Regions from separate parts of the Homo sapiens genome. Here region 1 is linked to region 2. Evidence: chromatin contacts called from ENCODE POLR2A ChIA-PET data. All regions are on one chromosome and are shown on one strand. Each heading gives the region's core, a stretch centred on a gene start or an enhancer-like site at or near the end of the contact. The rest is flanking DNA. Distances are from core to core; before and after follow the strand shown.

Evidence for each region. ChIA-PET counts read pairs that join two places held with the same protein, here RNA polymerase II (POLR2A).
Region 1: POLR2A ChIA-PET joins it to region 2 with 10 read pairs in activated T-cell. The contact joins the promoter of DOK4 here to the enhancer-like site in region 2. POLR2A ChIA-PET finds 5 or more read pairs at or near these places in 2 of 52 experiments (activated T-cell and naive thymus-derived CD8-positive, alpha-beta T cell).

What each region holds. Positions count from the first base shown.
Region 1 is chr16:57,482,778-57,487,742 of GRCh38, reverse strand. DOK4 (docking protein 4) reads left to right here and starts at 1,250. Exons shown (of 9, transcript NM_018110.5): 1 at 1,250-1,438. RefSeq lists a silencer at 1,070-1,369 and an enhancer at 1,201-1,997.
Region 2 is chr16:57,015,194-57,020,705 of GRCh38, reverse strand. NLRC5 (NLR family CARD domain containing 5) reads right to left here. Exons shown (of 49, transcript NM_001384950.1): 2 at 3,518-3,632; 3 at 1-5. Among named protein-coding and RNA genes, the nearest start is that of NLRC5, 28 kb to the right of the region's middle. Within about 2 kb of position 4,230, at least 2 of the 41 ENCODE cell types and tissues checked have a DNase peak (open chromatin) inside an H3K27ac peak, as active enhancers do.

The DNA of each region.
Region 1 (4,965 bases), core at 1-2,500, 470 kb before region 2:
CTTGGCCATGGGCCTGGGGCTGGTTAGCTCAGGCTGATCACAGACACCACAATGACCATCAGGGAAATTTTCAGACATCCAGAGGCAGCCTCCTTTTAAGCTCCCTGGGCAAGGCTGAGGCCCAGGCGTCTCCGGGGCAGGGGCATGCATTCCATGGGTGGGTGTTGGGATCCTTGGTCCCTCACTGCTTTAGGCCTATTCCTCTGAGACACCTGGACAGTAGCTGGATGTGGAGGTATTTTCATTTCTCAGGATTTTGGCTGTTCAGGTGGCCTATTGTTTTGTTTTGTATATATGGTCTAAAGCAGTGGTTCTCACACATTCGTGTGCATCAGAATCACCTGGCCTGTTAAAACACACATTTCTGCTGGAAACCCCCAAAAATTCTGATTTCATAGGTCTGAGTAGGGCAGGGAATTTGCATTTCTAACAAGTTTCAAGGTGATGGGAAGCTTCTGGTCCAGGGACTACACTTTGAGAAGCCCTGGTGTAAAAAGGTACAGACGTGAAAACCAGAGGGGGGACAGCTCCTCCCCAGAGGAGGCACTGGGCAACTTCTCTTGTCCCTGCCTGGCACAGCTGAGGCCTGTGACTGGGGATTCCGACAGATCAGTGAGTCAACCACTGCACAGGCCCGAAGGGCAGAGGTGAGGGGGTTGGGGGCTGGGTGGGGGCAGCAATGAAGGGGAATGAAGTTTGAGCTTGAGGGCAAAGTCTCAGGGGGACCTAGAATGGGAGAACTGGATGTTTTGAGGGTGGAGAGGAGACCAGGGAAGACAGAGGTGCTGGTGCGGCTACTTGAGGAGGGGTAGCAGAGGAGGTCACTGTGGGGCTGGGAGAGCTGGGCTGTGAGGGCCCAGAGAGTCATGATGGGGTTAGGGGAGCAATGGGTGTGTATGTGATTCCTGAAGAAGTGAAGGAATTGAGATATGGGGGCTGGGAGCTGATGTGGCGTATGGGTGTGTATGTGATTCCTGAAGAAGTGAAGGGGTTGAGATGTGGGGGCTGGGAGCTGATGTGGAGTTCAGCTTTCAGGGGCTGAGAGGCCATGTGGGCTTTGGGGCCCAGGGAGGGGCGGTGGGAATGAGCTGGGGGTACCGGGGGCGACCTGAAGCGGGTGCGGGGGTGCCAGGGCGCCAGGGCAGAATCGCGCGTCCCGCGGCTCGGAGGAATACGGCGGGGGCCGGCCGCCAGGGCGGGGCAGGGGGCGGGGCGCAGCGGCGAGACCTGGCGGAGGGGGGAGCGGAGCGGAGTCCCAGCCGGAGCCCCAGCCGGAGCCCGATCCCTAGCCCTGCGGCCGCGCCTCCCTCGCCGTCCCCGCCTGGAGCCCGGCGCCGCCGCCGCCCTGCCGCCCCCGCCAGCCGCGCCGTGACGCGGGCATGAGCCTGCTCCGCGGCGCCGCTGAGCAGGCGCTCCTGGCCCGGGCCTCGGCGCCCAGGTAAATTGGGGGGCGTGAGGCAGGGAGGGGGACATAGGCCGCCCAGAGCCTGCAAGAGTCTCGGCGACTCCCACCCCTGAGGACCCTCAGTCACTTCCTGAACCTGAGGACGCTCCGTCCCATGGGACCTTCCTACTCTCGGGTGGGGAGCTTAGAGACCCGCCCCCCAAAAGCCAGTGCCTGGGCCCTGAAACTCCCTGCGCTCTCTCCACCCGCAGCTTTCCTCTCCGGGGGAGCCCAGGTCGCGAGCTGACCTCACCCGCACCCACACAAACCTCATCCGAGCAACCCAGGCCCTGCGCTCCCGGGCCTGCCCCCCCGGAAGGGGCATAACCCAGCCCCTGGCAGCTCCCAACCTTCTCTCTGCCTTCCTGCTCCTCCCCGGGGCCTCCTGTTCGCTCACCTCCTCCAAATTCCAAGAGATGATTTTCTGTACCCCAGCTGGCCCCCACTGCCGACCCCCTCCTGCCTATGGGGTTTCTCCCCACAGCCCAAACTCATGGCCAGCTGCCTCCTGTCCTTGAACCTTTCTCCATTGGCCCCCAAGGTCCTGTCCACCTTCTCCCCCAGGGCCCGCAAGGCCCTAGATCCAGTTACATGCTTTCTATTACTGAAAAGGGGCATGAGCCGAGGCTGGGCACCTGGGTGATGTGGCAGAGCAGGGGCTCTGTGCAGCCTGCCTGCCCCAAGCCATGGGGACACGTCAGTTGCTGGGGCGCTTCCGCTTGGATGGAGGGTGTGGGTTGGAGGGGTCTGATGGCCAGGGCAGCGAGGGGCCTGGCAGTATCTCTAGGAGACTCCACTTGGGCAGTGTGAGGTGGGCTTGCTTAGGGCAGGTTCTTTCCTGGACCCTTTCAGAGGGATGTGGCGCTGGTACAGGCTCTTCCTGCCCCCACCCCCAACTCTGATCCCAGGAGCTGTGCCTCCTCTCCCCAGTTGCTTGCCTTGCTGTGCTGGTACTGGTTACTCCCAGCACTTCCCTCCTGGGCAGGGCAGCAGGGCTGGGCATGACCTCACCCCACAACCCTGGCCAAGGTGGGGCCGCCCAACTAGGCCTGGCCTCGATGTCAGCAGCATGCTCTTCCCTGAGGCAGCTCTGAACCAAACTGCGGGTCTTGGGCACAGCTGGTTCTCCAGTAACAACAGCCTGCTGGCCATGCCAGTCAGCGCTGAGACCCAGGAGCTGGGAGCCCACTGTGGCTCACGCACCTCTGGAAGCTGAGCCAGGTCCAGCCAGATGGAGGCTGGTGGTGGTGGAAGAAAGGATGGGGAGGAGGACAAGTCCTGGAGAGAATTACGTGTTCAGCCCCCAAATATTGAGCATCTCCTTCCCACCGGGCACCATTCTGGGAGCTGGGATAGAGCTGTTAACTAGACAGACGAGGCCGAGCCACCAGGGAGCTGACATTCCAGATGTCTCTCTGTGGCCAGAAACAAATGGACAGATGTAAGAACAAGAAAATCCCATGGTGATGTGCGATGAAGACAGCCGCATCTGATGTTGTGAGAGAGGCTGACTAGTGGGGGTCCTTTGGTGAGGGTAGTCAGGGAAGGCCTCCTGGAGGAGGTGGATGAAGCAATGGAATGAACCATGAGCATGTGAGGGAACAATGTTGTAGGTGGGAAACAGCTAGTGCAGTGGTCCCTCGAGGGAGGGGTTTTGGCATGTTGAGGGGTGGGCAGGGGACCCAGGAGAACCAGAGTGGTACGGGGCCACAGCATTACTCTCCTGGCTTAAGGGTCTGGGGGACCATGGCTGTTCAGATGTCCCCTCCTTCTGCCGTCCCTGTCTGCCTAGATGGGTATTTGGTCTGTCTTTGCCATCCACCTTGATGGGACTCACCATGTTTTGGCCGGTGGCCCCTATGGGGATCTGTTGGGAGCACTCCCAGCCGGCCTCTGACAACAATCTTGGGGTGGGGTGGGGGCAGAGCAGCAGGTGATGGGAAATGGCTCTGGTGCTGGAGAGAATCCCACAGATCCAATCTTCGCCGTTGGATCGAGACAGCCAGACGACACTGAGATGGTGTCCAGGTAGGGCTGTTCCTGCAGCCCTGATAAGATCCGATCTGTCAGGGGTGGGGAGGCCCAGCCAGGCAGGCAGCCGCTCGCTCAGTCATTGGTTGCCAGCCTCAGCGCGTTTGTTCTGGAGCCAAAGCCTCCAGGCAGAATCCATGTGCGAGAGGGAGTGCTCAGCATGGCTGCCCTGTGGGGCAGGTGGGCAGTGAGGGCCCTGGGAGTCTCCCTACTCCCCGCCACCCCAGGACACCAGCCCTTCCTGGGGAGAGGAGCATTTTGGAGCTGGCTCTCCCTGCGCGGAAACCTGTGGTGGCCTGGCACCAGGCAGGTACTGTCCCTGGGTAAGCAGCAGTATTGGTACCAGGCTGGGAGGTGGGATGCGGGGGGCCCTTGCTCCCCTCCTCCCTCACTGGAACCCTGAGAGCGACTGCTGGACACCGTGCTTAGCTGGGAGCTCGGAGCTCACAGTGCTGGGGAAGGACCCAAGACCTCAGGTCCTCTCAAAGTAGCAAGCATTCTTCCTGCTGCAGGCCTGTTGGGGACAAGGGCCTGAGGGACAAACAGGGCAGGGGCTACTTCAACCCAATTCCTGGCCTGCCTAGCCTCAGCTGCCCTCCAATTTTTGTATTTTTTTAATTGATTTTTTTGAAATTTTTTAGAAACAGTCTCACTCTATCACCCAGGCTGGAGTGCAGTGGCTTGATCATAGCTCACTGCTACCTGGAATTCCTGAGCTCAAGTGATCCTCCCACCTCGGCCTCCCCAGTAGCTGTGACTACAGGCACGTGCCACATGCCCAGCTTATTTTTTCATTTTTTGTAGAGACGGGGTCTCTCTATGTTGCCGGATCTGGTCTTGAACTCCTGGCCCCAAGTGATCCTCCCACTTTGGCCTCCCAAAGTGTTGGGATTACAGGTGTGAGCCACTGTGCCTGGTCTGCTCTCCACTTCTTGCTGTCCTATTGGGCCTTCACAGGCTCAGCTTGGGGGCCGCCTCGCTTGCTTAACACAGTGCATTCCTTCTGGAGGATGGTGGGTTGGTTCTGGGCCCCCCCCTCACCACTTGACCCCACTGCCTGTCAAATTTGTGGGTCCACCTATTGGCCCTGACCTTTCCCTCCCCTTCCGAACCCCTCTTTGCCCACCATTTTGGGTCCTAGGTTAGGTCTTGCTCTTGCAAACATCATTAGGGACTAAGTGTGGCCAGGGGTCCCTGTGACTCAGGGCCGGAGTGAGCTGGCAGGACTTTGGCACCCAGCCTTCCCCGTGAAGGTCACTCTTCCCGCTGGGGACCTGGGGTATGGGACGGGGTGGGGCCTATGGACAGACGCAGCAGGAGCACTCCTGCGAGCTTGGGGCCACAGTCCCTGGTGGGGCAACACTGGGAAGGAGCAGGCTGGCTTCTGGTGGTTTCACCGCCCTGTCTGGGCAGCAACTCTTGAAGAAAACTATATATATATACATACACACAGCCCTTGGAGTTTTCAAGGCAGAAGCTCTGGCCAGGCG
Region 2 (5,512 bases), core at 2,981-5,480:
CAGCCCTGGAGGGACAGGGAAGATAGGTGAGTTGAGGGGGACAGGTAAACTGGGGGCAGATGAGCTGAGGGACAGGGGAACTTGGGGGGAGTTGAGCTGGGGGACAGGCAAACTGGGGGGAGGTGAGCTGGGGGACAGGTAAACTGGGGGGGAGGTGAGCTAGGGGACAGGTAAACTGGGGGCAGATGAGCTGGGGGACAGGAGAGCTGAGGGGGAGGTGAGCTGGGGGACAGGGGAACTGGGGGACAGGGGAGCTGGGGCACAGGTGAGCTAGGGGACAGGGGAGCTAGGAGGAAGATGAACTGGGGGACAGGTGAACTGAGGGCAGGCAGGTGAGCTGGGGGACAGGGGAACTGGAAGGAAGATGAGCTGGGGAACCGGTGAGCTGGAGGACAAGCAAATTGGGGGCAGGTGATTTGGGGGACAGGGGAGCTGGGAGGAAGATTAGATGGAGAACAGGTGAGTTGTGGGGCAGGTGACCTGAGGGCAGGTGAGTGGGGTACAGATGAACTAGGGGGAAGGTGATCTGGGGAAGGTGAGTTGGGGGATAAGGGAGTTTCTAGGGAAGTCAAGCAGTCAAGAACCAGTCCCTACATTTGAGCGACATAAAATAGGCAGGGAAGTGGCCTCTCCATGGAGTCTTGATGTCTCTGCCCAGGGATCAGCTCCAGAGATCAGTCTGTTTCTTCTGCACCCCCTCCCTACTCCATTTGTGCCTGCACCCTGGCTCTCTGGAATGGTCTTGTTCATCCCCTGTGGACAGTCCCGTGAGGATGCATTACTCATTCTTATTTCCATGAACCATTTATGCTGCTCTCAGTCTGAGCTAACCTCATGGCAGAGACAACTAGTTGTCTCCCAAAATCTGTTCTTCCCTTCTTCCTCAGTATTAGAACTACTAAATATTCTCTGGTCATCTAGAATAGATTATTATATCCCAGTCTCCCTTGCAGTTATATGTAGCCATGTAATTTGGCCAGTGGAATGTAAGTAGAAATGTTGTCTATTCTTCTTTGCTCCTTCCTGTTGTCTGGATTGTTGATGGGATGGCTGGATCTTGGGCAGCCATATTGAATCATGAGGTGGAACCCATACTGAGGAAGGTGGAAGGTAAAGCTGCCCATCTGCCCTGTGCTCACTGACTTTGGACTTCTGTTACATGGCAGGGAAATACACTTCCATTCTGGTTAAGCCACTGTTGTTTAGTGCTTTCTGCTACTCACAGTGAACTCTAATCCTAGCTAACACAGACCATCACCTCTTTTGCTAAGCAAATTCTTCCCTTCTGAACTGGAACTCTTTTTTTTTTGAGACAGAGTCTCGCTCTGTCACCCAGGCTGGAGTGCAATGGTGCAATCTCGGCTCACTGCAGCCTCCGCCTCCCGGGTTCAAGCGATTCTTCTGCCTCAGCCTCCCGAGTAGCTGGGATTACAGGTGCACACCACAATGCCCAGCTAATTTTTGTAATTTTTAGTACAGATGGGGTTTCACCATGTTGGCCAGGCTGGGCTCAAACTCCTGACCTCAGGGTGATCTGCCCACCTCGGCCTCCCAAAGTGCTGGGATTACAGGTGTGAGCCATCATGATGGCCGAACTGGAACTCTTAAACCACCTCCTTCTAGAAGTACCAATAGAGGGCACGGGGCATTTACACAGCAAAAGCCTAAATAATGTGCAGTTCCTTTGATTCAGTAATTCCATTTCTAGGACTCTAACCTTGGCAAACGATCATGAACGTATATACAATATTTAATTGCAAAGATGCTCACTGCAAGATTATTTATAATTATTAAAAATTGGAAACAACCTAAATGTCCAACAGTTGGGGATTGGCCAACTAAATGGTGGTCCATCATCTAGTGGACTATGCTATCACATTTCCGGATGTACTTTCTGGTACTATGTCCTTCCTCATAGCAGTACACACTTGGAAAGCACTCACTGTGTATTAGGCACTGTCTAAGTGCTTTATATACCTTATTTTATCCTCACAACTCCAGAGAGTCCACCTCTAACTCTGAAAAGAGTAGGAGGTCCACCCAGAAGCCAGCCTTCCCAATTCCCAGAGGCTGAGGCCAGTACTATGCGTCCTGGGGTTTAGAGCCCAGCTGCTCCCTGGGCATGCAGTAGAGACATACTTGGATGTACTGTCAGCCCCACTGGTCATTTCTCCTCAACTGGGCTAATAGCAATAGGTCCTCACTCAGGCAGAGAGTCTTAGAATTTATGAAACATGCTCACACCATGATCCTCAGGCAGGGATCACCACCTCCACTAAGCAGACGGAAAGACCATGGCCAAGGAAGGGCAAAGGGTGTGCCCACAGTCACACAGCAAGTCCATGACAGAGGCAGGAGGAGAACTGAGGTTTCTTGCCTCCCAGGCCAGTAAATTTCCAAGGCCTTGGAGGCCTAGATGGCACCAGACAAGGCTAAGTCCCTGGATTTTGTGTGATCTCGGCAAAAGGATGTGGCCATAGCCTAGGGCATAACTTCTTTTCCAGGCTATGGTGTCCAGCATCCATGCTACCCATGAAGAAATGGTCCAGGGCAGCATGGCACCAGATGGAAGTAAGTAGTGCCTGGATGGTGTGATTTCTGGTGATGTTTCTCATCCTCAAATTTCTCCTCCAGCCAGTCTAACACAATACCTTTGTTTCCATCATTAGTGTTCTATCCCCTTAGGATATGACACAAATCTCTTTAAGGCTAACCATCCTCAGGAGAAAAAGCACATGGCATCATTATCAGTCATTGAGATTTCCATGGGGAATAATCTTGGAGACAGAGGACGATGGTTGAAAGATCCATGGCCCAGCTCTGTTACTAATTCTCTGTGGTAGGCATTAGGGCTGTTCACAGATACTCTTTCTCCTCTTTCTAGGCCTTTGGTGGGATTACACTTCTCTGCCTCCTTGAAATTGGGCACAGCCATGAAACTTGCTTTGGTCAATGAAACATGCTAAAAAAGACTCATGTCATGCCTGTAGTTGTTTTAAGAACCAAGGTGTAATTGACAGTACTTTTTCTTTTTTTCTACTCCAGGGACCAGAAATATTGCAAATCATGGCTACCCTGTTAGCCTGAGTGTGGGAGACAGGATGATGTGGAGGAGCAATCCCAGTCAATCCACACGAGACAGGAAGCAAGAGCAGGAAATAAACTTTTGTTGCCATGAGTCACTGGGACTTTGGAGGGTGCATGTACTACAGTGTAACCTGGCCTATCCTAGCTGATACACTCATAGTGTGACCTTGAGCAAGCCTTTTTCCTATATAAGCCTCAGTCATACCATCTCTAAAATGGGTAGATTAGATGCTGTCTCAAAACTCTTCCTGATTTTCTGTGTCTGATCATTACATTCTCATGCTGAATGATGGTCAAGGGCAGGTTTGTTGTGTTGGGGGCAGCCCAGTAAGGCAGATTTGGGTAGGGACCAGTCTTGGCAGTAGGAGAAAAGTGACGAAGTAGATAGGAGGGGAAAAGAGGAGGTGAAGGGGAGAGAAAAATCACCTACTTGGTCTCCTCGTTCATGATAGGTGCTCTAGGGTCCCCACGGAGAGGGTCTCATGGGTGTCTGGGCTATGTGTGCCTTGAGCTGGATTGACAGGTTGTTTCCATAGTGCAGACTCCTAAGGGGAGAGAAGACAGGGAGTTTTCCCCACTATTCCAGACTCCAAAAGGAATGCTGTAAACCAGGCACCAGCCCTTGCCCCTGCCTGCCGGAGACACATCTGAGAACATTGGCTCCAGACACAGTCCCCCCAACTCCATCCGCTAGACCTTGTTCTTCCCCGACTGCAGCTCCTTGTGTCCCTGGGTTTACGCAGCCTAACCCTCCTTGATGTCACCTCCTGCCACACCTGGCTCAGAGGATGCCCCTCTTCCTCCTCCAATTCAGATATGCACCTTACAATGTCCTTTGGCATCACAATGAGCCCTGCAAGTCAGCAAAGTTATTACTGCTCATTTATTCAGATGAAAATGAAATAATCCTTACTGCAGATGCCAACTTTTGCCCCCAATATAAAACCCCAAAAAGGTTAGGATTTGCAATCTTCTTCCTATTTAGTTAGTTTTTTAAACAATTGAGAGTAAACATTCTTCTTAAAGAGAAGACCTGGAGGCATTGATAGCTGCTCACAGAAAGCACAATAAAAAGATGAGCTGGCACAAACTCCCACACCACGCAACAGAGATCTTCCTACGAACAAAGAAGAGAACAGGTAGCTACAGAGTACATGGAGGAAATGAAGAGAGGCGGAAGATCAGCGTGTGCTCTGATTGTGTCTCTGTGAAATACGGGGAATGTAACTCAGAGTTCCATGACTTTAGACAAATCCACGTAAATAGGGCACATTCTGACATAATGGAGGTGGTATGTAGTATGGTAATTAGAAATAAGAAAGGAAAAGAGAGATCTTTTGAAGAGGTCCTGGGGGACTAATAACATATGTCTATATTTCTCTTTCTCTCTCTTTCTTTTTTCTTGAGATGGAGTCTTGCTCTGTTGCCCAGGCTGGAGTGCAATGGCATGTTCTCAGCTCACTGCAACCTCCACCTCCTAGGTTCAAGCAAGTCTCATGCCTCAGCCTCCCGAGTAGCTGGGATTACAGGCATGTGCCACCACGTCTGGCTAATTCTAGTATTTTTAGTAGAGACTAGGTTTCACCATGTTGGCCAGGCTGGTCTTGAACTCCTGACTTCAAGTGATCTGCCTGCCTCAGCCTCTTTAAGTGCTTCTTTTCTTTTCTTTCTTTTTTTTTTTTTTTTTTTTTTTGAGATGGAGTTTCATTCTTGTTGCCCAGGCTGGAGTGCAATGGCATGATCTCGGCTCACCACAACCTCCACCTTCTGGTTCAAGCAATTCTCTTGCCTCAGCCTCCCAAGTAGTGGGATTACAGGCATGTGCCACTACACCCGGCTAATTTTGTATTTTTAGTAGAGAAGGGGTTTCTCCATGTTGGTCAGGCTGGTCTTGAACTCCCGACTTCAGGTGATCTGCCCGCCTCGGCCTCCCAAAGTGCTGGGATTATAGGCATGAGCCACTGTGCCCAGCCTCTTTCCTTTATTTATTTATTTATTTATTTATTTATTTATTTATTTATTTATTTTTTTAAGAGACAGGGTCTTTCTATGTTGCCCAGGCTGGATTCAAACTCCTAGGTTCATGTGATCCTTTTGCCTTAGCCTCCTGAGTAGCTGGGACTGCAGGCATGGGTCACCACAGCCAGCTAAATGATATTTTAAAAAACATTATCACACTGTAACAGGAGAAATAAAGAGAGGCTTTAGCAAATTGAGATAAAAACTTGCCGTGGACTGAATGTTTGTGTCCCACCTCCCCCACCAATTCACCTGGTGAAGCCTAAATACCCAGTGTGATGGTATTTGGAAGTGGGACCTTTGCGAAGTGATTAGGTCAAGAGGGTGGACCCCTTATGATGGGATTACTGCCCTCACAAGAAGAGGCTGGAGGCCGGGTGCGGTGGTTCACGCCTGTAATCCCAGC